Regions from separate parts of the Homo sapiens genome. Here region 2 is linked to region 1. The links are chromatin loops, found by intact Hi-C in ENCODE. Cell type or tissue: ascending aorta. All regions are shown on one strand.

The links. Peaks named below come from ENCODE experiments on the same cell type or tissue, not always from the same donor. Only the 100,000 strongest peaks of a DNase experiment are listed, where the experiment ranks them.
Region 2: it touches region 1 in a loop (2.6-fold over the local background); 3 of 110 quality-filtered maps call a loop at or near these places.

Annotation. Positions count from the first base shown.
Region 1 is chr5:146,794,264-146,802,263 of GRCh38, reverse strand. All of the region lies in intron 2 of PPP2R2B (protein phosphatase 2 regulatory subunit Bbeta), which reads left to right. Among named protein-coding and RNA genes, the nearest start is that of PPP2R2B, 80 kb to the left of the region's middle. RefSeq lists an enhancer at 4,773-5,567. In ascending aorta, no CTCF peak of the experiment used is centred here; no DNase peak of the experiment used is centred here; H3K4me3 peaks cover 1,194 bases; H3K27ac peaks cover 4,245 bases.
Region 2 is chr5:146,663,234-146,671,233 of GRCh38, reverse strand. All of the region lies in intron 5 of PPP2R2B (protein phosphatase 2 regulatory subunit Bbeta), which reads left to right. Among named protein-coding and RNA genes, the nearest start is that of PPP2R2B-AS2, 100 kb to the right of the region's middle. In ascending aorta, no CTCF peak of the experiment used is centred here; a DNase peak (open chromatin) is centred at 3,424; H3K27ac peaks cover 4,549 bases.

The sequences.
Region 1 (8,000 bases):
TGGAAGTATCCAATGCATTCTAGAGAGAGCAGGGAAAGCAAATTTGGGAAATAAGACTCTGGATGCGAGAAAAGGGGGCGTGAAACTGGGACTAGAGCATGAAATTTGTGGTGACTTCCTCAGTCAGATTGTTACTCCTTAAGCTCCAAGAACCATTGGGTGTTTGTGTGGGTCATTCAGGAAGGTCTGAGAATATCACCTCTGCCTCAGTTAGTCATAAAGAATCTCATCATTTGGACCCAGCCGAGGACACAGCTTTTGTCTGTTCACAATAAAAACAGAATTACCCCATTGATTTGAATGACAGACACATGCAGCTGCTCCTCCCTTTCATTCCAGCATGGTTAAGTGGGGCCACTTGGAGCACTAACTCATCTTCGAATTTGGGCTTAGCTCTGGAGAAGTTGTTATTGCAATTATAATTTGTTATTAATAAAATGTATTAACGGGATTATGATAATAGCCAGCATTTATTAAGTGGGGATTCTGCACCAGGCACTGTGCTAAGCATTTGTACATCCCTTTCACTCTCATAGCACCCTTATTAAGTAGGTAATTGTAATATTTCCATTTTATGGGTGAGTGAATAAAGCTCAGTCTTTTAACATAAGTGCCTAAGGTCCTACAGCCAATAAGAGGCAGAGGCAGGCGGCCTGACCCCACAGCCTGTATCTTCCCATCACCCTCAGCATGAACTGTATTTACTGATGGTGATTTCCCCATCCAAGGGCATCTTCTGTGCTCCAGTCTCCACTTAAAAGGTTATAAAGGGGCCCTATTCTTTTTCTAGTTTTATTGTATATTTGACAGTTAAAATTGTGTATATTTAAGGTATACAACTTGATTTGATGTATGTGTCATAAAATATTAGCCACAGTCAAATTAACATATATATCACCTCACATAGTTGCCTCTTTTTCTGTGTATATATGGCAAGAACACTTAATATCTGCCCTTTTAGCAAATTTCAAGTCTACAATACAATAATGTTAACTATAGTCACATTGCTGTACATCAGATCTTCAGAAATTATTCATTTTGTATAACTGAAGCTTTGTACCCCTTAACCAACATGTTCTCCTTCCCCACCCCCTCAGGCCCTGGTAACTGCTATCCTACTCTGTTTTTATGTTTAGCTATTTTAGATTCCACATATAAGTGAGATCATGCAATATTTGTCATTCTGCATCTGACTTATTTCACTTTGCATAATGTCCTCCAGGTTCATCCATGTTGTTGTAAATGCCAGGATTTCCTTCCTTTTAAAGGCTGAATGATATCCCAGTGTATACACACATATATATACATGTGTGTATATGTGTGTGTGTGTGTGTGTGTGTGTGTGTATGTACACATACCCCACATTTTCTTCATCCATTCATCTGTTGACAGACATTTAGGTTGCTTCCATATCTGGCTATTGGGAATGGTGTTGCAATGAGCATGAGAATGTGGATCTCTCTTGGAGATCCTGATTTCACTTCCTTGGAGAGCCCCCCTATTTTGAACCCCTAGTCATTCCTACCCCATCCAAGCACAGCTGATTAGACCGAAGGGCAGGAGTACAGAAAGGTAACCAATCGATAGATGGGCTTATGACTTTTTATGTGACCTAGTCCACCCCCCCACCCCCCAAAAAAAATTAGCTGAGTCTATCAGATTTCTTCTCTTGGGAGTTGAGACCAGAAAAAAATACCATCAGGGTATTTAGCTCTGAGAACTTAAGGTGAAATGAGACTATGAGAGCAAGTCTGAGCTGTGAAGTAATGAGGCAGCAGTGGCTATGAGGAAGCAGAGAAAATTAATTTGGTAGAGACAGCATTAGAGAGTGCCCTCCAAGAAGAAGGGTCTTGAGGAGGAAAAGAAATAGCCAGCAGCCTGGGATGCCCCTAACCTTGATGCCATTCTGGTACCAGTACCCGGGGATCCTTACAATACACAGTTGTGAGGATGAAGTGAGATAATTTATATAAATTACCCACCAGAATGCTTGATCCATAGATAGGTAATCAGTACAAGTCAGTAATATTATGTTTATTATTATTATCTTTTATTTATATTTATCTTTTATTTGGAAATTACAGAAAATCCTCTCATTTCCAATTATCAAGATGCATGGACCTAGAGCTATAAAAATCCATATTATTTCTTTCATGATTGAATTGACTTCCTTAATTGTTATAATAATTCAAATTTCAGCTTATGATTATCGTCTTAGGTTTTTTTTCAGATCGATTCCACACCCACTAATGAACTATCGTGTTGAGCAATGGGAGAGCAATTCCCATAATCTGTTTCCCTGCAATCCCTCTTCTGATGCTAATGAGAAGTACCATGGAGACATCAGCCGTTAGTATACATGGGCTGGTATAAATCATGGACTATGGATCATTGTGCATCTTTGTTGTAAAACAAATGGCCTGTGGTCAGTTAATCATACAAAGAAACATCTCCAGGGCCTCCTGGCTTTACTCATAACCCCTAAATTCGTTTGCAGTTTTATAAACAGAACATCTGTTAAAATATGCAGAAATTACAATCATAGTCATTAGCAGAGAGCTATATAGCTTTGGCAGATTTTTTCCTAAGCTTTTGATGGTGATCTCCTCTATCTGTGATTCATGCTTCATTCCCAGTCTTGCTGAATCTCTTTTGTTCACCTCTGTTCTTTTGGGTTGCAGCACTTTTAACCCAAAACTCATGAGTGGACATGTGTTGTCTCAGGCTAGATTGGCACCATGCCATTGTGCAGCATGGCAGAGTGACTGTAGCCTGTCGATACCTCCTTACAAAACTGTATATTTTGGGTGTGCAATATGCATATCTTCCAGCAGCCAGAAGCTGAGAAACCCTAATTGGTTTCACACCTCTTTTACTGACCTTGGACTCTTACAGCACTGGCATTTAACCAAAAGTAAATAGAGCTCCCCACTATCACCAGCAGCAGCCCAAATCTTTCATATTCATTCTCTTTCTGTCTTTCTGTTAAAATTTGTACTGTGTTAACAATTTAAATTAGGCTAGTGCAAATAACATCTAAGTCAAAGACAAGGAGAAATATGTTCATCGCTAGAAAACAAGATTTGCTCTAAGAACCTAGGTTGGCCTCCTCATTGTTTAGTGAAGAAATCATAACTCCATCTAAGAACTGGGGAGTAAGTAAACTTTCTTTGGCCATTGCTTTGTTCTGGCTGCCCCGGAATGGGAATCAGAGGATATTTTCTACAGAAATTAAAAAGTCACCTCGGAGTATTCAGTGTATCTGTCACCTATTTTTATATATATGGTTTTATAAATTCTCAAAGTCACTCTGGTTGAGCCTGACTAGATCCCTTTAAACAGGCTCACAAGGAAAAAGAAGACAGAAGTGAAGTGGCTAAGATAGCAAATTCTGAGGTCAGACAGACATGGACCTGATTCCCAGATCTACTATTTGTTAGCTGTATACCCTGGAGAAAGTTAATTCCTGAAGCTACAATTCCCTTCTATAATATTAGTGCCTACCTCATCAAGTTATTGATAGGATTCAAAGAGATAATCCAAGCAAAGCATCTCGCTATGTGCCTAGAGCATTCTTAAGTGCTGAGTCAATATTAGTTGCTACTGTTGATAATTTTGTTTGTTCTCAGTGTTAATGCACTGTTAGATTATGTTAGGTGTTGATTTTATCATTGGTAAAACATTCTTTTTGTAAAGTACTTATAATATTTAAATGATAGCATTCATTTGTCTAAGAATAATTTAAGCTCCTGCTCTAGGCTCAGTATGCTGGTGAGTGCTGTATGGTGTGTGAAGATTTATCTTCTGCATATGCCTATCAATGGGTATAAATCATCTTAGAATGTATTACAGAGAAAATCCAAACCAAGTACTGTGGAAGCTGTGGATTAGAGAAATAAATTACCAGCTGGGGAAGCCTTCATCAGGGGAAGGTTAAGGAAGTCAGGGTTAAGGCAGGCTTGACAGATCTCCAGTGATACGTGAGAGGAGAGAAGAGGGTAAGTCTCCTTGGAAGATGAAAAACAAAATGAGGCAACCGAGTGAAAGAAATTGGGATAAAGTAGACAAGGAAAGGGCCAATTTGCCTTCTGGGTGAATGAAAAAGAATTAGAGGGTAAAAGCCAATTAGAGGCTCAAAACCAGACTCACCAAGTCCCCAAAGATACTAGGGATAAAAATGGAAAGCTCCTGAGGAGGAGACTAAAAATAAGACAAATGCCTGTCTCGGATGGAGTAGTTATGGGAAGGGAGACTCTGAAAGGAGATTGACGGTTTGTTTGTCTATTTCTCAGCCTGTACCTGAGACAAGCTCCAGTTTTCTGCCGTATTCATGGCACTTACTGGCACTTGTGGCTGCACAGCTCCCTGCCAACCTCTGAACTCCAGGAGCTAAGCCAGCTGTCTTTAGGCAGCCGCTTTCTTGCTTTCAAAAGGAAAATTGCAGTTGTGCGTTGGAGTCCTGAGCCCCAATTAACATGTCAGGCTCTGAAACAAACAAATACAGATAACAAAGAGGGAGATAATGTTTTAAAATTAGGTTCTCAGGAGTCCCCCATTAATTTGGAGCTCACCAGACAGTTACTGCATGTTCAATAAATACCATTTGATGACAATAATGTGCTTAGCTGCTGGTAGTCGGAGATGCCCAGTAGATAGGTCTCTTTAAGCACGAGGTTACAAATATACCTTGTTATATCATATTCAGCACAGATGCAGAGTCTTTCAGCTTTACAGCTTTTGTGAGTATTAATCCCTCCAGAGGCCAGAAAGATGGGTGTTATCATCCTCCTGCTAAAAATAAAAGAAAGCAGGCAAGTTGGTTTGAAAAATCCAGATGGTGAGTTCAGGATACATGGACTCACTGTATAATGTTCAGTACACACAAAACCACTGCATAATCAAATATGCTATGTAAATACCCAGAGGTTGTTTAGCAGGGTAGCTTGTGGAAATGAAAAAATTAGCAATAGTGGCATGGATTTTTTAAAAAGCAATTATTTGCTTTATGTGATGACAAGAATCCACAGATGGTGCATCCTTAAGTTCTTGAGTGTCTTGAAAGCTAAAGCATGATTGTAGTCACACTACAAATAATAGCTGAAAAGGGGTATGTAAGAGCCCTTTATTCTGTTGATTTCAGTGGAACAGTGCCTGTTATTGTATGGATCATGGTGGAGCACTTTCATGCTGTGAGAACACAGTGGGAACGTTGAGAGCTAACAAAGGGTCAACTCCCAAAACTTTTGGAAGAGTTTAGCTGATTTACTACTTCCACCTTAAAAGGTGGAGAACTTATGGGATGGAGTTACAGGCTGGTGAAATCAAGCTGATTCTTCTCATTGCCAATGGTGGTATATTAAGTCACTCTCACTACTATAAAAGTTCAGAGTGGACCTTAATTAGTAGCAATAATCACAAGGTGATGGTACTCACTAAGAATCAATGGCCTAACTAAGAAAAAACATGTGCTTCCTGGCCAGACTTAGAAGCTACAAAACAAATAATGGTTTTTGGCAGTGGTAACTGGGAACAGAGACTTCCTAAATTTGGCTTGATTAGTTTCCTTTTCTACCCTAGGTTTGTAAATAGGACTTCCCAAATTGTACATTTGTTCATTCAGCAAATCCTTATTAATCATCAATTATGAGCCAGGTCCTCTGCTAGGTATTTGTTGGAGAAATAGTATATTCTGTGGCTTATCTTTAGCTCAGAGATTTTGCCTTATTTGCCTTACCTTTCCCCAGGGCCCTTGGCACAGTATATGGCACATTGTGGGCACTCTGAGTGTAAATTAAAAGAAGAAGAATGTTTGCCATTTGTAGCTACTAGAGCAGTCAGATGCCACGGAAGTGGTGTTCTATCTCATAATAACTTAAACTTATCACTTGGTAAAAAGTGCATTGCACATAGGCCAGGTGGGTGGTTTTAAGTTCTGCTCACTCTGTCCTTTGTGATGACTTCTGTTTGTGATGACTCGAGGAACAGATATGTATACACTTGGACGTATGGGAGCATACGTGGACCTATCATGAAGATTCTCATTGGTTTTTTTCATTGCCCAATTGGATAAGAACAAGATGCTTCTGCATTTTAAAATCCTCCTCAGATGTCATATCATTGCAATGACATTTTTATATGGGTGTTTTCTGTTGGTGTACCATTGTTTGAGTCAGCAGCAAAACACACTGAATGCCTACAGTGGAAGAGGTGAAACAGAGATGCTTATTAGGCAGTAACTAGGCAGCTGAGTTCAATAGTGACAAAACGTAGGGATAGTCTATATGCAGGCATGTTTATACCCAGTTGAGCATAGATAAAAATGTGCATAGATAAAAATGATAGTCACTAATGATGACAAAGAATTTTTATCATGTGCCAGATACTACGCTGGTCATTTTATGTGCGTTATTCCATCGAATCTTCTGTTTTTTAGTCATGCAAATTGACTTTTTCAGCTTTGAGATGTAATTGACAAAACAGTTTGTATTTAAGTTGCACAACCTGACGTTTTGATATACTATACCTAGTGAAATGAGTCCACAATCAAGCTAATTATCTATCACCTCACATGCTTATGTTTTGTGGTTTTTTCTGTTTTGTTTTATGCATATGTGATGAGAATAACATCTACTCTTAGCAAATTTCAAGTATATAACACATTACTAACTGTAGTCACCATGTTGTATATTAGGTCTCTGGAATTTATTAGGCCAACAGCTCCCCAATACCTCACTCCTCAACCCCTGGTAATCACCCTTCTACTCTGTTTCTATGAGTTCAACTTTTTTAGATTTCCCATATAAGTGAGATCATGCAGTATTGTCTTTCTGTGTGTGGTTCATTTCATTTGGCGTAATGTATTAGGTTCTTCCATGTGGTCACAAATGGGAGGGTTTCCTTTTTTAAGGCTGAATAATATTTGTTTTGCATGTATACCACATTTTCTTTATTAATTAATCTGTTGATAGACACTTAAGTTGTTTCTATATCTTATCTATTGTGAATAATGCTGCAATTAATATGGAAGTTTACATGTCTCTTCAAGATAGTGATTTTATTTCCTTTGGATATATAGTCAGAAGTGGGAGCCTATCTAATCTCCTTAACAGTCCTTATGAGGTGGGTACTTTCACCAGCCCCATTTTATAGATAAAGAAACTGATAACCTGCTTATGACCATTGCAACTAAGAACCCATTTTCTTAATCACTACACTAAATTACTATGTAAGTATTTAATATAATGTGATTAAGAAATTATTTCTCCTTTGCCCCCATATTTTCATTTTGCACAAAAAAAATAGGGGGCAGGAGGAAGACACCACTATTCATTGTCTTGATTTTCCTGTTTTAGAAATTAGTCCAGTCCCATTTGATTGCCTCCCAGTGGAACCAATAAATTGGATGAGTCAGTGGTTCTGGAAAAATTCTTAAAATAAAACTGCACCATATTAATATGATTAGTCATATCACTAAAATAGAGACAATTCATAAGGGCTGTTTTCAAAACCCTAAGTAAAAACATAAAGCAATAGGATGTGCAAACAGTTGGTAATGGCATTTGGTATTGAAGGAAATCATTTGTGCAGTTACCTTTGATTCAAGCAAATATCAGCTCTTTTTTCCATGTTTTTCTGGGCTTACTCAACTGTAGAATTATTGGAGTTATATGCGCATTTCTGAGAAGCTCTGTACTTGTCTATTTAGTCAGAACTAAAAAGGAAGTGGGCATTCATAGCAACCCATTTTATTTATAGCTCTGCTGTGGCAGTTTATTGTAAGTACAGTCACTTGTTAGCATAAGTTAAAAGCTATTACACTTTGATTGCAACTATCATTAGGTAAAGTTATCTGAATAAGCTTGGGTCTCCACTGACAAATGAAAGATGTAAATTTCTCACACACTTTTAATGAGTAATTAGTGCAAACCTACCATTTGCTCTGCAAAGTTCAAGGTTATTTTATTTACTAACATGACTAAATAAAAGATCAATTTCAGTTC
Region 2 (8,000 bases), 130 kb after region 1:
ATCACCTAACATACTACCTTGGTGTATATCATTGTGTTTCCCAAAGTCTAGGATATGTGTTTCTGTTGATGTAAGACACAACTGTAAGTAATATTGAATCACATAATTGAGGAAGTTATTCCCTCCTTTCTTGCTTTATAAATTATTCTGATGACATCAAGCCCAAAGTCTCAGTTTGATGTTAATATTTTTTAACCTCTCTCATAACACTTACAAATCTTGATTTTTTTAAACTGAGAACTGACCTTACACTCTGTCTTTTCAGATGACTCTATCTGGCTAGAATTTAAAAACAATTTTTATTGTATTTATTTTTATAATTTTCTTCTTTTTTGACAATTCATAGAAAACTGGTTTTCCATGTGTTACAGTGTAAAGTTCCCTATCAAAATAAAGTTAGTTAACTAAAAGCAAATCAGTTTAAAGAAAATACTAAGTGGGCCGGGTGCAGTGGCTCATGCCTATAATCCCAGTACTTTAGGAGGCCAGGCATGCGGATCGCTTGAAGTCAGGAGTTCGAGACCAGCCTGGCTGACATGATGAAACCCCGTCTCCACTAAAAATATAAAAATTAGCCAGGCCTGGTGGCACATGCATGTAGTCCCAGCTACTCAGAAGGCTAAAACAAGAGAATTGTTTGAACTCGGGAGGCGGAGGTTGCAGTGAGCCGACATTGCGCCACTGCACTGCAACCTGGGTCACAGAGCAAGATTCTGTCTCAATAAATAAATAAATAAATAAATAAATAAATAAATAATAGTACACATAAAACAGATAAGAAAATCTGAAGGGGTACTAAAAGGACTGAGTTTTAGAAAACACTATTCTAATTTTCCCTCAATTATTTGGAGAGCTTTAAAAAAAAATCAGGATACCTAAGCCTCACCTCAGACCAACTGAGTTCATCTCGAAGTCTGTATTTTCTATTGCTCTTTAAGAACTCTCAGGTGATTCTGATTTTTTTAAAAGCCAGTTTAGGAATCTCTGAATGAGAAAAATCTGATTTTGTTTTTAAATTCTTTTAAATTCATTCAACAAACATTTGTTGAATATTTGTTCTGTGTAATGTCCTGTGTCCTGGATGCCAAGGATATGATGGAAAATAATACAGATACTGTGTTCACTGAGTTTTTGCCTGCTTATGAGCTTTACTCCTATGCTAATCACAACCTGAAAGATATAAAAGTGTCATAATTTTGTGAACATTTTTTGGTTATGATTCTGACATTGAGTTTACTGCAGAGAGAAACCTGAAGCTAGCCTTATTTTCCCTCTAATACAAGAGGAATTCATGTTTAAAGATCTAGATAATCCATAAATCTTCTTTATACTGGAAATATAGTAACGTCACCAGAAAAAAATGCCATGGTATTGACCATTCTCTGTAAGGTTCAGATGGTATTTGAATCCTAGTTCTGCTGATCCCGAGGACCTCATGACTTATTATGTCATTTAACCTCACTGAGCCTCAGCTCTTTAAAGTCTGTAAAATATGTATGGTATCAACTATGCAGGATTTTTGTGAAGCTTAAAGGAGGTAACGTATGTAAAGCATACAGGGGACAGTAAGCACTTTTTAAAGGGTCATTAAAGTGGCAGTTTTACAGAGGTTAGGTTCCAAAGTCGCCCCATAAAGCAAGCACCAGGTTTGGTAAAAATACTCTTGAAAAATCCCATAAATCACCCATAAGATTTGTTTGTTTTTATTAACTCTATATAGAATAATATATACATATAAATATATAGGATATAAAGAATAATGTAGAATATAAACTATGCAAACAATATGAGGGGCCATTTGTGAAAAATATACTTCCTTAAACCTTAGTAACTTATTCAACATCCCACGATGCTCAGAGATGAGATCCACCCAGACCATTGGTCTGAAGAAAGAGCAGATTAACTCCCCTCCCCCATCTCATACTCCCTGGGACCTCTGACCCATTATTTAAATTTGCTTCTTTCCTTTTTTCATATTATTCTAAGCATATATAGTTGAATTCACATATTAAATGCATATGTGATACAATTCAGTACATAATTGTATTCCTAGATTAGAGGCAAAATAAATACTAAATAGAATGTAAAATAGGTGGAAGTCAGGTACCATAATTTGATGTTCAACTACAGTGATTTTAAATGAACTGCACATTTGTTCTCTTTTCCCTCTCTATGATTAGTTTTCCCTTCTTTTTAGGTTTTCCTTTCCTTTCTGTTAGCCTCAGAGCTTGATGGTTTTTTAAAAAGGTCCTCTGCTTTGGCTATTGGAGAAAATAATTTATATTCCTTCCTTCAGGAAGAAAATGAATTAATGGAGTCTACAGTCCTCAAAGGCAATAACCTCTGTCCATGCCACCCGTGCCCTGCTTCCTTCCATTCTATGGCAATGCAGTTCACAACATTTGGGGGCAAAGAGGTCAGAAAGCAGTACAGAAATGGATGACAACCTTGAAAACTTGAAGGGAATAGATAGGATTCAGAGTTCTAAAAGGACAGAGCATAGTGCTGGGACATGTGGGGAGAAAACTCAACAGTTCATGTGTAGAAAGTGGAAACACAGCCAAAGTAAAGTTGCAGAAAAAAGATCTCAGGGTTTTAGTGAATAACATGAAAGTGTTACTTAAAAGTAGACCAGGCATAAGTCACCCCAAATAGTGTGTTGTTCCAGAAGAAGTAATTACGTAATTTTCTTCAGTTCAGGATAAATTCTTACTCTAATATGGTTTGAGGATCTAGTTTTTAAAAAGAATGTGATTGCCATGAAAAGGGCTCATAGCACTTCTAAGATTGGCAGGGAAGTGGGGGGAAATTATGAGGGAGAATTACATAAATGGGTTCATTGCCTAAAGAAGATTGAAAGGCAATTATAACATTCCAAACAAAATAAAATTTCTAGCTAGGGAATAGTGACCACTTGTGCTTTGCCCTCCTTATACAAGACACTGTTAGAAATCTAGATTAAAACACTAGGAGCTCAAGTTACAAAATGATTCCAGGAGGGTTGTCAAAATAGTGACAGGTTGAAGAAGGAAGCTAGAGAATTAATCGTTTTCTTTAGGACTCTTAAATGTATCCAATTATTCTTCATCACAGTGGGTACATATAAGAAAGGAGGAATGAGATGAGCTCTGTTAACTGCAGCAGTCAGGTTCTGGGATGATTTAGGGATATGGATGGGTGGATAGAAGTGAGGTGAACAAAGGAATATCCTAGGAAAAGGTGTGGATGTGATTACGAATATGGGATGTCCAAGGGACAAGGATGAGACCCAATTACAGGGCTCTGATGCTTCCTTCTTCCCACTTTGTTTCTCTGCCTGCTTGTTTCCTTCTCTCCTTTCTGATAGCACTGAGCAATTGGGCTGAAAGTGTTATAAAATCTGGGCTGGAGTGACTCATTGGAGGCCATATTCAGACTGGTAAACAGATGAAGTCATTGGTAAAAAGAGGAGAAAGGGCCAGACATGCAGAGAGAAGGCGTTTAAGAGACCAGGTGGCCCCTAAGCAAGACAGACAAAGAGAGAAACAGAAAAACAAAGCACATTTTTCGAGGTTCCTAACAGCTTGCCAAGTCCCTGTTCTATTTCATATGCTCCATTTCAGTCTCGATGATCTGTAATATTTTTCTGTACTTCAGTAATCCTTTTGGGTTTTTTTTTTAAGTAAGTTTAGGAAGGTTTCTGTTCTTAAAATCTAAAGAGCCCAGACTAGAATATTACTTCACCTCCCTGCTTTCTTCTTTTTCTCCATTCTTATTTCTGAAAGCTTGGCATCTTTTTATTCTATAGAGTCTTATTTCTGCTTCTTTTCTCAGATACTCTCTTCTCTTGCTCATCCCATCCTGTTTACTTTTTATCTCCTTTGTGTGTGTGTGTGTGTGTGTGTGTGTGTGTGTGTGTGTGCGCGCGCACGCCTATTCCTGCTGTCTCTCCTTGGAACCAGCAAACCTTCTTCTCTGGAGTTATTTCATCTTCATCCACTTCATATAACAATTTATTTTCTAGAATCACTACATTCAAATTCAGCTCAGCCATTGAGGAAGAGAAGATTTACGGTCTCTCCCACCCTCATGCCTGAATTCAGAACATTGCCATTGTCTTCTCCACCTCCCTAACTCATTTGTTCATCTTCTGACCAATAGCCTTTATTAGACAGAAAAATCCAATTATCCAGAATCTACTGTTCAGTAGATTCCTACCACCATCTCCCACATTCACACACATACCATTTCCTACCTCTGCATTTTAAGAGAAAGCAACAGATCTAGGAGGAGAGGTTAGGAAATCACATTCAAGTTCAAAACAGTCAAATAGTATAGAATAGATTCAACTTGGTATATTACTTCATTTGAAAAAAGACCTGGGAATTTTACTTGATGACATGATATGGACGATTACAAAGGGAAGTCTGTTTTAACATACAGAAACAGAAAGCACATGTCTTCTTTGGAATAATAAATGCCTGTGCTGGTAGATTGTGTTCAGTGAAGCAAAGCATTTGTGGAGGCCAAGTGGCCTGAGCTCACCATTATTGAGGTGTGAAGATTGGAGGCTGAGTCTTGGTATAATCTATGAAAGTGGAGAGGAGATGGGTTGAGAGCTGTCCTCAAGTATCTGAAGTGCTGTTGTGCAAAGAAAGGGAATGGGCTGACTCCCTGTCCACTCTGGGAACAGGTGGACAGTTCAGTAAAGCAGATATTAAGCTCACAGGAATGAGAAAGTTGTGCTCATTAAAGATGCTTAAGTTTTCCCAAGAAGAGTCCAGTGCAGACTGAAGAATCTTAAGAATCCTGCCCTGACAAAACATTAAACATGATGTCTTCCCTTCCTTTTCTTACAAAAGAAATGCTTGTTTATAGCATCCAGTCAAATAATACTATATTTACGGTTCCATATCTCAGGGTAACTAAGGTTGCTAGTTTGGTGTATGTCTTTCCATACCTTTCTCTGTATCTATGAATACATATATTAACATTAATGAATGAACAGATATGACTTTGTTTTGTTTACAAAACTGAGATCACACTAGACATATTACTCAGTAATATACACATCCCTCCAGGCCAATTTACCTTCCTTGAAAGAGCTGCAGATATTCTAAAGCATAGATAAGCTATGACATTAAATCATTTCTCCATTGATAGATATTCACATTGTTTCTAAATTTTGCTATAACTAACAATGCTACAATACGTGTTCTCAGACATACAGCCATACCTTGTTTTATTACATTTCGCTTTATTGTGCTTCACAGATAGTATGTTTTTTACAAGTTAAAGGTTTGTAGCAACACTGCAACAAGCAAATCTATTAGCACCATTTTTCGAGCAGCATGTGCTCATTTCATGTCTCTGTGCCACATTTTGGTAATTCTTGTAATATTTCAAATGTTTTCATTATTATCCTTGTTATAGAGATCTGTGATCATTAATCTCTGATGTTAATGTTGGAATTCTTATGGGGTGTTTTGGGTTTCTCATTTTAAATCAAAAGCTAGAAATGATTAAGCTTAGTGAGGAAGACATGTCGAAAGCCAACACAGGCCCAACACTGGGCCTCTTGTGCCAAAGAGTTAGCCAGGTTGTGAATGCAAAGGAAAAGTTCTTGGAGGAAATTAAAAATGCTACTTCAGAGAGCACACAAATGATAAGAATGCAAAATAACCTTCTTGCTGACATAGAGAAGGTTTGAGTGGTATGGATAGAAGATCAAACCAGCCACAACATTTCCTTAAGCCGAAGTCTAACCTAGAGCAAGGCTCTCTCTTTTGTTCTATGAAGGCTGACAGAGGGGAGGAAGCTGCAGAATAAAAAATTTGGAAGCTAGCAAAGGTTGGTTCATGAGGTGTAAGAAGCCATCTCCATAAAATAAAAGTACAACATGAAGCAGCAAGTGCTGATGTAGAAGCTGCAGAAAGCTATCCAGAAGATCTAGCTAAGATCATGGGTGGCGGTGGCTACACTAAACAACAGAGCTTCAGTGTAGACAAGAGAGCCTTATGTTGGAAGAAGATCCAATCTAGGACTTTCATAGCTGGAGAGAAGTCAATAGCTATCTTCAAAGCTTCAAAGGATAAGCTGACCCTTTCAGTAGGGGCTAATGCAGCTGGTGACTTTAAGTTGAAGCTAATGTTCACTTACCATTCTGAAAGTCCTGGGGCCCTTAAGAATTACACTAAATCTATTCTGCCTGTGCTCTAAATGGAACAGCAAAGCCTGAATAGAGCACATCTGTTTACAGCATGGTTTACTGTATATTTTAAACCCACTGTTGAGACCTACTGCCTAGAAAACTAGATTTATTTCAAAATATTACTGCTCATTGACAATGCACCTAGTCACCCAAGAGCTCTGATGGAGAAGTACAAGGAGATTAATGTTTTCCGGCCTGCTAACAACATCCATTCTGCAGCCCACAGATTAAGGAGTCATTTTTGAGAAATATTATTTGAGAAATACGTTTTGAAAGGCTATCGCTACCAAAAAATAGTTCCTCTGATGGATCTGAACAAAGTAAATTGAACATCTTCTGGGACGCACTCACCATTCATTCTAGGTGCCATTAAGAACATTCATGATTTAAGGAAGGAGGTCAAAATATCAACATTAATAGGAGTTTGGAAACACTTGATTCCAACTCTCGTAGATGACTTTGAGGGGCTCAAGACTTCAGTGGAGGAAGTCACTGCAGTTGTGGTGGAAATAGAAAAAAAAAAAAACTAGAACTAAAAATGGAGCCTGAAGATGGGTCTTAATTGCTGCAGCCTCATGGTAAAATTTTAACAGATGAGGAATTGCTTCTTATGGATAAGCAAAGAGTGGTTTATTGAGGTGGGATCTACTCTGATGAAGATGCTGTGAATCTTGTTGAAATGACAACAAAGGATTTAGAATATCACGTCAATATTAATAAAGCTGTGTTAATAAAGTTAATAAAGCAGCAACAGTGCTTGAGCGGATTGTCTCTAATTTTGAAAGAAGTTCTGTGGATAAAGTGCTGTCAAACACCATAATATGCTACAGAGAAATCTTTCATGAAAGGAAGAGTCGATCGATATGGCAAACTTCATTGTTGTCTTTTAAAAATTGCAACAGCCAGCCAGGCGCGGTGGCTCATGCCTGTAATCCCAGCACTTTGGGAGTCCAAGGTGGGTGGATCACAAGTTCAGGAGTTCAAGACCAGCCTGGCCAAGATGGTGAAACCCCATCTCTACTAAAAATACAAAAATTACCCAGGCGTGGTGGCACGTGCCTGTAATCCCAGCTGCTCGGGAGGCTGAGGCAGAAAATTGCTTAAACCCGGGAGGCAGAGGTTGCAGTGAGTCAAGATCATGCCACTATACTCCATCCTGGATGACAGAGCAAGATTCCATCTCAAAAAATAATAATAAATAAATAAATAATAAAATAAAATAAATTGCAACAGCCACCTCAACCTTCAGCAACTACCACCCTGATCAATCAGCATCCATCAACATTGAGTCAAGACCATCTACCCGCAAAAAGATTATGATTCACAGAAGGCTCAGATGATCATTAGTATTATTTAGCAAAAAGTATTTTTTACTTCAGGCATGTACCTTGTTGTTTTAAACATAATGCTATTGTACACTTAATAGACTACAGTATAGTATAAGCATAACTTTATATACACTGGGAAACCAAAAAAATTTGTCCAACTTTATTGCAATATTCACTTTATTGTGGTGTTCTGGAACTGAACTTGCAGTATCTCTGGGACATGCCTGTATATTGTTATTTACGGATGTTTTTATAGGATGGATTTCATTAAAGTAAGGTTTACTAAGTTAAAAGATGTATATGTTATTTTAACAGCTACTTCCAGATTACCTTCTGAAAATCTTGTTGTAGTTTATGCTTCCATGAGTAAATGCTTGTTGTTTATTCCATCTCCAGGATAGAATGTTATATTTTTCTTTTTATACTTCCAACTGAGAGGCAGCATAGTATAGTGGTTTAGAGTTAGGACTCCCTTGGCTAGA